Regions from separate parts of the Homo sapiens genome. Here region 2 is linked to region 1. A link is a loop called in an ENCODE intact Hi-C map of the cell type or tissue named here. Cell type or tissue: PC-3. All regions are shown on one strand. Each heading gives the region's core, and the rest is flanking DNA. Links, peaks and the distances in the headings are about the cores only.

Region 1 (5,498 bases), core at 189-5,188:
CTTCTAGTATGATGCTTGAGAGGCTCTGACGTTGAGTTTCCCATGTGTCTTACCTCCCCCAAAAGATTATAAAGTCCTGTGAGGGGCAGTTTTATTCAGTCTTGCAATCCCTATAGCACTTGCATGAAGTAGTGTTGGAGAATGAGACTGAGAAATACTTGTTCAAAAAATAATTTTAAAATAACTTAATGGAAAACAACTGTTGGGGTTTAAAACACAGTTGCAATGTTGCATTCTGAGATGAAGATAAGTTTTCAATACTTCGAAATATGCTACTAACTGTGAGGCTGTTTTGGATGTTTTTCTGAAGAAGTGTTCATTTATATCACGTCCAAAGAGAGAATTTTCATAAATACGATTCTGGTATATTCCTTTATTCAAATAAATACTTTTTCAGTACAATCATCAAGTACAGAAAGTATAAGTCAAAACATCACAAAACCTAAATAACTAATAATATCAAATTGCAGCTCTGTGCGAACTAGCTCTACAGTCTGGTGAAGTCATTTAGCCTCCTCCCTAGGCTTAGTTTCCCTCACATAAAAAACAGGAAATTGGGTTAGATTCTATAAAATACTGTGAACCTAAAATTTCTACTCTACCATTGTGCTAGAATTTTACTGACATGCCAATTGCTAGACTTTTGAAAAGCTACTAATGCTAAGAGTCTTTCTGTCATATGATGTCTCAAGAAAATTATATTTGCTGACTTAAATTGTTTAAAAATAATTATAAATATATCTCTGAAACTGCTGCAGGGGGGAGTACCCAAATACTGATGCGCTGAATTTTTTAAGATGAAAATTTAAATAGAATCAATCTTGAAAATGATGAGTTTAAATGTGGAAATTGAAGCCATGAGTCAAAGTAGTGAGCCTTTATGGAATAAATGTGATGCTAATATGATTACATAAATGACTCCCAGGTCCTCCTGACTATATCGTTTTTCAGGCTGTCACAGCCAGGGTGCCTGTCACGCATATCGAATGCCATGGTAACAACCCTTGCCTGTAAAGGCTGCAGCACCACATGCCATGACTCTCAACAATAATTATTAACTAACATCTTGACTGAATGATGGATTTCTGGACTCAGATGCACAATATAATCTTAATAAATAAATGCTGGGTAGAAATTTTCTTAAGTTTTTAGGGTTAAAAATAAAGGAAACATAAAATGGGGAGTTAAAAAAAAAATCTTTGCCACTTACCAGCAGGGTGGCCTTGGAGAGGTTGGATTTGCCTCCATTTGCTTATTCATAAAATGTAGGTGATAATAGCTACTTCACTGGTTTTTGTGAGGCTCAATGAAAGTATAGCACTTATTTCTTGCATATAGTAAGAGCTCAATAAATAGTAACTTTTTAAAAATCCTTCAAAAAGAACATGTATTCATAGAAATAATGTCATTTGGGACTACCTGGGTCCCATTCCTAATGATAGGAACTCCTCCAAATCAGCATTTCTGAAGCCTTCGGAAGTGACAAGACTTTTGCAAAGCTATACATTTTCAGGAAATGGCTGTGGTATTAAAGATCCAGCTATGACACTGGTAGCTCCCGGTGCCTTTATAAGCTCCGCTCCCAGTCTCAACAAACTGGCCTCTTCAAGTTCAAGTTGGGTCCTTGAGAAAGTGATTTTTTCCCCCTTGTTTATAAGACCTGATGGGAACACCTGTCTGAGAACAAGCCAAATCTCCAGTTTACTTTAGCCCAAGGTTTTGGACGCACACGCCAAGGAGGCCAAAGGAGTAAACTGAAGTTAAGAAATATGTTGCAGAGGTGCTGGTCCCTCCCAATCTAGCACCGCTCAACAAACAATTTTTTTTTTTTCTGGGCAGGGCAGCATAAGTACTGGGTGAGGGGAAAACGCAATCATCGGCTAACCTTTAAAGAGAATAGGAGGGCTGGTCTGAGACACCTTCCCAGACCTAAGCAAGCAGAGTCAAAAAAGATTAAAGCCCTTTTGGTGCTGTCACTGAATATTTACTTTCACATCATGCTGCAAATACGGTGACCCTCACAGAGGGCAACAGGACTCCTGCTCACCTAGAGAGGCAGTCTAGTGTGGGGACAAAGGTCTGGGCTTTGGATTTTCCAGACTTCAGGTATGTCAGATGTGTGTAACCCAGAACAAATTATCCAAACCGTCTGAGCCTGTTTCCTCACGGGAATTTCAGCAACATGCCTCCAACCCCACAGAGACAGAATAGATTTATCATAGCCACCTATTAGGTTTGCTCTTCAAATTAAATGGCATGACCAGCTAAGACAGCATCTGGTATACTGTTTTTGCCCAATTAAATGTAGCTGGTATTAAAACTGTTGTGGTTTTCTCCGAACATCCAACATCCAGTGTTAATCACCCATACATGTTCAGTAAATGTTTAATGACTAAATAAAAGATTTGGTACAACTACTCATTTGACAGAAGAGGAAATCAAGCGTGCAGGAGGTACGTGATAAGTGACCAACCAGAGGCAGGACCGAATACTTCTCCTAACTCTCAGCCTCCCACTATTAAATTTTTTACCATGCTAATTCGTCATGTAATTTTCAAAATCTGGCTGTACTGCACACCGAACTAGAAACTAAACGATATTTATTTACCCCTCAATGCCAGTTGGAACGGAAAGGGAAAATTTATTATCCCAAACTACTGAACAAGGACAAAACCAGAACATCAAATTATTCTCCCCACCAAGTAAATATTTAATTTGGCTTGAGTTCCTGGATGGGAAGCATTGTGTAGTGGAAAGAGCATGGGTTCTGGAAGCAAGGAAGTTGGACTCTGGCTGCTGGCTCCACATTTACTCTAGAGTTGAAGGCATATTGTTTAAATGCCTGGAGACTCCATTTTCCTATCTCCAAAAATGGGTATAATAAATCTATGTTTGGGGAGGGACTACTAAGGGAGGAATACAACATTTCTTTATGGAATGATGAAAAATGTTCTAAAATTAGATCATGTGATCATTGCATAACTAGAAACTTACTAAAAACCACTGAATTGTACACTTTATATAGGAGACTTTATGGAATGTAAACCATCTCAATAACATCAACCTTATGGTCACAGCTTTGAGGACTTAATTAGTTATTACCTACGTGAGGAATACGATGGGGAGCACAATGTAGGGGCTCAATAACAGTTGCATAAATTGGATTTCTGACGCAAAGGTGGTGGTTATCAAACTTAAGGGTACAAAACACATCTTGGATTGCTTGTTATAAAAGGCAGATTCCTAGGCCCCCCACCACCACAGATGAGTCCAGAGGCCCAGAGGAAGCCAGGGGAGGTCAGCATGTGTAAGACTCATGGAGGTGGCCCTGAGGGAGGTGGCCTACTAAACATTGCTTTAAAAGTCCTTTACTAGGGGACGTTTCAAATGGAGACATTTCTACTGTCAATTTCTTGAAATGTCAGTAATGGTCTCCCTATATTGAATTTCTGTACAAATCCAAATTCCCAGAGCTGGCTGTGGTGGCTCATGCCTGTAATCCCAACACTTTGGGAGGCTGAGGTGGGTGGATCACCTGAGGTCAGGAGTACGAGACCACCCTGGCCAACATGGTGAAACTCTGCCTCTACTAAAAATACAAAATTAACCAGGTGTGGTGGCACATGCATGTAATCTCAGCTACTTGGGAAGCTGAGGCAGGAGAATCACTTGAACCCAGGAGGCAGAGGTTGCAGTGAGCCAAGATCATGCCATTGCACTCCAGCCCGGGCAACAAGAGCAAAACTCTATCTCAAAAAAAAAAAAAAACCCTCCAAATTCCCATCAAGTATACTTAAAAGTAAGCTCTGGCTAAAAGAAATTTCTTAACAAAGAGGTGGAGAAAGACGGAGGGAGAGGGAAGAAAGAAAAGCAATATCTACTACTGCTAAACCACTTAGAGGGGGCAAAAGGGACATATTCCCAATCTTTAGATATTAACCACTTTCTACTTGTGTCCACCAAGTTCAGAATTAGAGATGAAATAAGCTTTAGTGGGCTTCCTGAGAGGACAGGAGAAAGAGAAGAAGGAACGGGCACTTTGATTTGTAATGTCTCTGCCTTAACCAACCTGAAAAGTATCTACTGGTATCCCTGTTCTACAAATGAGGAAACTAAGGCTTGGCAGAATGCATGACAAAGCAACTTCCACCAAAGTCTCACATCCAATATGCAGCAGAGTGAAACTGCAATCCCACAACTCTAGGCTTCCCAAGGGCAAGGCCAGGGGGCTGGAATCTGGGATCTAGATCTCTTGGTCCTTCCAGGAGCTGAAGAAGGTGATCAGCTTCCATTGTCCTAGCTTCAGCCTTCCTTAGGTGAATGTCCTAGAAATGCTCACTTGCCAGTCATGGCCCAACTCTGTTTCCTGTTACTGAGCACAGGCTATGGGCCAGCCCCAAGCTAGGCTCTGGAAGATGCAGCACTAAGACAGTCCTGCCCTTGAATTGCTCAGAGTGCAAGGGAGAAGAGGCAAGTGCAAGCAGATACTGCAGGATACGTAGTGGCAAGTGTGAGGAAGGGACATTCCATCCAAATATTATGCAAAGTCATCAAGAGCCTCAGGCTCAGCATTCAACAGGGAATATTATTAAGGCCTGATGTGCAGAGTTGGGGATATAACAGGAAGGCTTTTTGTTTGTTTACCTGCCCTTCATATTTATCAAGAGCCCCAAATCTATACTTTTGATCTTCTCTCCTAATGAGATTTTACACACAGTCAGAGATAAAATAACACAACAGAAAGAAAAAGATGGCCGGGCGCGGTGGCTCACACCTGTAATCCCAGCACTTTGGGAGGCCGAGGTGGGTGGATCACCTGAGGTCAGGAGTTCAAGACCAGCCTGGCCAACATGGTGAAACTCTGTTTCTACTAAAAGTACAAAAATTAGCTGGGCATGATGGTGCACACCTGTAATCCCAGCTACTCCAGAGGCTGAGGCAGAAGAATTTCTGCAACCCAGGAGGCAGGGGTTGCAGTGAGCCAAGAACATGCCACTACACTCCAGCCTGGGTAACAGAGTGAGACTCTGTCTCAAAAAAAAAAAAAAAAATGCTGGGCTCACGACTGTAATCTCAGCACTTTTGGAGGCCAAGGCAGGTGGATAACGAGGTCAGGAGGTTGAGACCATCCTGGCTAACACTGTGAAACCCCATCTCTAGTAAAAATACAAAAAAATTAGCCGGATGTGGTGGCTGGTGCCTGTAGTCCCAGCTACTCAGGAGGCTGAGGCAGAAGAATGGCGTGAACCCAGGAGGCGGAGCTTGCAGTGAGCCGAGATCATGCCACTGCACTCCAGCCTGGACAACAGAGCAAGATTCCGTCTTCACAAAAAAAAAAAAAAAAAAAGAGAGAGAAGAAAAAGATATCTATTATTCAATTTTGAGCTTGCATTCCACTAATAGAACACATCATGTATAGTATTCTCTGAATTAATGCTTTAAAAACAAATGCTGAAATTAGTTCATAAATGGCACAATTGTACTGCATGTTTACATTG
Region 2 (5,498 bases), core at 188-5,187, 150 kb after region 1:
CAGGAGATGGAACTTGCAGTGAGCCGAGATCGCGCCACTGCACTCCAGCCTGGGCGACAGAGAGAGACTCTGTCTCAAAAAAAAAAAAAAAAAAAAGAGAATTTAATGAGAATACAGTTCAAACTATTTGACTCCTTATAGACTAAATAGGCAGTTGATTAAAATAATATTCATTTCAACCAATTGATCTGGACTTTTTGTAGACTGTTGAAGTCTCATGAAAACATAAAACAAGATTGTTGCACTTTTAAAAGTCTCTATCAGACTTCCTTCAGGCTCTAGGCTCATGATAATGATTGGAATAAAACTGGTTTTGACCACAATGAGATATCATCTCACACCAGTTAGAATGGCAATCATTAAAAAGTCAGGAAACAACAGGTGCTGGAGAGGATGTGGAGAAATAGGAAGGCTTTTACACTGTTGGTGGGACTGTAAACTAGTTCAACCATTGTGGAAGACAGTGTGGCAATTCTTCAGGGATCTAGAACTAGAAATACCATTTGACCCAGCCATCCCATTACTGGGTATATACCCAAAGGAATATAAATCATGCTGCTGCAAAGACACAGGCACACATATGTTTATTGCGGCACTACTCACAATAGCAAAGATTTGGAACCAACCCAAATGTCCAACAATGATAGACTGGATTAAGAAAATGTGGCACATATACACCATGGAATACTATGCAGCCATAAAAAATGATGAGCTTATGTCTTTTGTAGGGACGTGGATGAAGCTGGAAACCATCATTCTCAGCAAACTATTGCAAGGACAAAAAACCAAACACCACATGTTCTCACTCACGGGTGGGAATTGAACAATGAGAACACTTGGACACAGGAAGGGGAACATCACACACCAGGGCCTGTTGTGGGGTGTGGGGAGCGGGGAGGGATAGCATTAGGAGGTACACCTAACGTAAATGACAAGTTAATGGATGCAGCACACCGGCATGGCACATGTATACATATGTAACAAACCTGCACATTGTGCACATGTACCCTAGAACTTAAAGTATAATAAAAACAAACAAAAACAAACAAACAAACAAAAAACAAAAAAAACTGGTTTTGAATGGAGCTCCTGCTAAACAGATGAATGGTGGGAGCTGGAAAGTTACTGAAGGACAGCCAGCTTTTTCTGCAAAACCACACAGCAATACACAAAGCCATAATGGTAAAAATTGCGTACATCTGAGAAGAAGGTATAAACTAACATGTTATGGGGAAATGAAGAGGGCTTGGGAGAGAGAGGAGGGTCGGAGATTAAAAGAACTCCAGGGATGGAGCCAGAACCCAAAAGAAACCAAAGAAAAAATAAAAGTAAATGCTAAACAGCTCCCCTTACAAATGACTTTCACATGCATGGTAAGAAGTGAACTAAAAGAAAACAAAACCAAGAGATATAATAGACACATTATGTAACAAGGATTACTAAGGAGGGGCTAAAACAAGAAACAGACTTGGAATAATTTGGATATGGAAAGTTTATGCAAGAGATAGACACAACAGGCTAGGGGGAATTATGCCAACATGGGTCAAGGCGGATATTGTGTCTGAAGGGAGAAAGAATGTCACATAATAAATAAGTTGGCAGTGGGACAAAATATGTTTGGATGGAAATAAAAGATAAAAGGAAACTAAGACTAATAGGAAATTATTATAGACCATCTGGGTCAGATAAAAAGGCAGCTCAGAATGTTTATGCAGATAAGGATGCCCAAGAAAAATACAGTATGGTCTGGGATAGTAACATTAATATCATATTACAGCAAAGTGATATATTGGTTACATTTCTGGAGAAGACAATGGAATTGATTACAGTCTAGTTTTGCAAATCTTTTGGAGGTCAGAAACCTAGAAAATGGCTAACAGAGAAGGATTCAGAACAGTTCAGGGCAGGCTGTCACCAGACAGACATCCATCCCTAACATTCAGTGGTGTCAGAGAAGACTTGATTATCTCACTCTTCCTGTCACACCACCACCCTGGTGACCTGCTGCAATTTGATGTTCTCTATTGACCCTGCCCTCATCATCTCAAAGACTTCTTCCTGCTCCAGACCCTCTCGCTCCTACTCCCTTCTTCAAGTCCAGCTCTTAAATTCATGCAGCACGGTGCCCTCATAAAAACATAATTGGCCTATCCCAGCAGCTTCTGGCCATTTGCCTGGTCACAGGGCTTTGGTCTGGAGGTTGTAGCCAGACAGCCTTGGAAAATGGGAACCAAAAAGAGACAATAGCTGAGATTTTGGCCCACTTACTCCTGGACCCTTGAACTGCAGTAGCAATGACAACAGCATCAAGCAAACTGTATTGTTTTTGTGTGCAGTGACAACCTTACTGACTGCCAGACAAGGTGGCCAGAATTTTGAAAACTTTAACAGCAGGGCTGTTACAGGCATACCTTGGAGATACTTCCAGTTCAGTTTCAGAACACTGCAGGAAAGTGCATATTGTAATAAAGTGAGTCACAAGAATTTTTGGTTTCCCAGTGCATATAAAAGTTATGTTTACATAATACTGTAGTATATTAACTGTGAAATAGCATTATGTCTAAAAAACAATATATATCCCTTAATTTTAAAATACTTTATTGCTAAAAAATGCTAATGACCATCTGAGCCTTCAGTGAGTTGCAATCTTTTTCTGGTGGAGGGTCTTGCCTTGATGTTGATGGCTGCTGAATGATCAGGGTGGTGGCGGCTGAAGGATGGGATAGCTGTGACAATTTATTAAAATAATACAGCAATTCAGTTTGCCAGATCAAATGACTTTCCCTTTCGTGAAAGATTTCTCTGTAGCATGTGATGCTGTTTGATAGCGTTTTACCCTCAGTGCGACTTCTTCCAAAATTGGAGTCAGTCCTCTTAAACCCTAATGCTGCTTTATCAACTAAGTTTACGTAATATTCTAAATCCCTTGTTGTCATTGCACCAATGTTTATAGCATCTTCACCAGGAGTAGATTCCATCTCAAGAGACCACTTGCTTTGCACATCCATAGGGAGCAACTCCTCATCTGTTCAAGCTTTTTTTTTCTTAGATGGAGTCTCACTCTGTCACCCAGGCTGGAGTGCAGTGGCACGATCTCGGCTCACTGTAACCTTGCCTCCCGGGTTCAAGCAATTCTCCTGCCTCAGCCTCCTGAGTAGCTGGGATTACAGGCATCTGCCACCATGCCCGGCTAATTTTTGTGTTTTTGTATTTTTAGTAGAGACGGGGTTTCACCATGTTGGCCAGGCTGGATCTCGCACTCCTGACCTCAGGTGATCCACCTGCCTCAGCCTCCCAAAGTGCTGGGATTACAGGTGTGAGCAAGTTTTATCATGAGATTACAACAGTTTAGCCCCATCTTCAAGCTCCACATTTCTTTTGCTATGTTCACCACATCTACAATTACTTCCTCCATGGAAGTCTTGAGCCTCTCAAAGTCATCCGTGAGGGCTGGAATCAGCTTCTTTCAAACTCCTGTTAATGTTCACATTTTGACCTCCTCCCATGAATCCTAAATGTTCTTAACGGCATCAAGAATGGTCAATCGCCACGAAATACTATGCAGCCATAAAAAGGAACAAGATCATGCTCTTTGCAGGGGCATGGATGGAGGTGGAGGTCATTATCCTTAGCAAACTAACATAGGAACAGAAAACCAAACATTGGGCCGGCTGCAGTGGCTCACGCCTGTAATCCCAGCACTTTAGGAGGTAGAGGTGGGCGGATCTCGAGGTCAGGAGATCGAGACCATCCTGGCTAACATGGTGAAACCCCATCTCTACTAAAAATACAAAAAATTAGCCGGGCATGGTGGCAGGCGCCTGTAGTCCCAGCTACTCGGGAGGCTGAGGCAGGAGAATGGCATGAACCTAGGAGGTGGAGCTTGCAGTGAGTCGAGATTGTGCCACTGCACTCCAGCCTGGGCAACAGAGCAAGACTCCATCTTAAAAAAAAAAAAAAAAAAAAAAAAAAGAAAGAAAGAAAACCAAACACTGCATGTTCTCACTTATAAATGGGAGCTGAATGATGAGAACCCATGGGAGGTACAACACACACTGGGGCCCTTTGCGGGTGGGGAGGGAGAGCATCAGGAAGAATAGCTAGTGGATGCTGGGCTTAATACCTAGGTGATGGAATGATCTGTGCAGCAAACAAATGTGGCAAATGTTTACCTATGTAACAAATCTGCGCATCCTGCTCATTACCCCTGAACTTAAAATAAAAGCTGAAGATTTTAAAAAAAAAGAAGTGAGTAAGGAGCCCCCATGGCTGGCTAGATCCGTTCCAAACCTGTCAGGGGTAGCTTCCCAGAGATGGGCATGCACATTAGAGAGAAAAAGTATTCTTAAAATGACCCCATATGGTAATTAGCTATTCAAGGGTCATGCATATGGACTACATATCATGCATGTACTTAAAATTATGGGATAGAGGCAATACATAAGTGCACAAGGGCCAAAGTAATGAAGCAACCCACCTATCAATCAAAAGACAGAACTGGCTAGAGATTAGACAGCTAGGGAAGAGAAGAGAAAAAAAAAAACGTATAAAAAGACACAAGCTACACCAGACTGGGCTGATCTCATTTTGCAGAGGTGAGTTCACAGTTCACTCTCCCCTTTGAGAGTGTAATACTGTGTGTAATAAACTTTTGCTGCTTTGCTTTGGGAAAAAAAAAAAAGGAATGGCGAATGCTTTGGTTTTAATTTACTTTGTCCATCAGCGGAATCACTATGACAGCTACAACCTTATGAAGTGAATTTCTTAAATAATAAGACTTGCAAGTAAAACGTACTTCTTGGTCTATAGGCTGCAGAATGGACGTTGTGTTAGTGGGCATAAAAACATTAGGTCAGGCACGGTGACTCACGCCCGTAATCCCAGCACTTTGGAAAGCTGAGGCAGGTGGATCACCTGATGTCAGGAGTTTGAGACTAGCCTGTCCAACATGGCGAAACCCTGTCTCTACTAAAAACACACAAATTAGTCAGGTGTGGTAGCATGCACATGTAATCCCAGCTACTTGGGGGGCTGAGGCAAGACGATTGCTTGAACCTGGGAGGTGGAGGTTGCAGTGAGCCGAGATTGTACCACTACACTCCTGCCTGGGTGACAGAGTGAGACTGTCTCCAAAAACACAAAAACAGCATTAATCTTCTTGCATATCTCCATCAGAACTCTTGGCTGACCAGGTGCATTGCCAATGGTCAGTAATATTTTGAAATAAATCTTTTTTCTTTTTAACTGTAGGTCTCAACAGTGGGCTTAAAATATTCATTAAACCATACCATAAACAGATGTGCTATCATCCAGGCTTTGCTGTTCCATTTCTAGAGCACAGGCAGAGTAGATTTAGCATAATTCTGAAGGGCTCTAGGATTTTCAGAATGGCAAATGAGCACTGATTTCAATTTAAAGTCACCAGCTGCATTAGCCTCTAACAAGAGAGTCAGCCTGTCCTTTGAAGCTGTGAAGCCAGGCATGGACTTTTCCTCTTT

What was found. Hi-C counts contacts between places; a loop is a spot of excess contacts. Peaks named below come from ENCODE experiments on the same cell type or tissue, not always from the same donor. Only the 100,000 strongest peaks of a DNase experiment are listed, where the experiment ranks them.
Region 2: a loop joins it to region 1, with 11 times the contacts of the local background. A loop is called at or near these places in 1 of 110 quality-filtered maps.

Annotation. Positions count from the first base shown.
Region 1 is chr1:64,533,598-64,539,095 of GRCh38, reverse strand. All of the region lies in intron 1 of CACHD1 (cache domain containing 1), which reads right to left. Among named protein-coding and RNA genes, the nearest start is that of MIR4794, 44 kb to the left of the region's middle. In PC-3, for the core only: no CTCF peak of the experiment used is centred there; no DNase peak of the experiment used is centred there; H3K4me3 peaks cover 935 bases; H3K27ac peaks cover 680 bases.
Region 2 is chr1:64,384,529-64,390,026 of GRCh38, reverse strand. It overlaps the pseudogene RNU7-62P. Among named protein-coding and RNA genes, the nearest start is that of CACHD1, 83 kb to the left of the region's middle. In PC-3, for the core only: no CTCF peak of the experiment used is centred there; no DNase peak of the experiment used is centred there.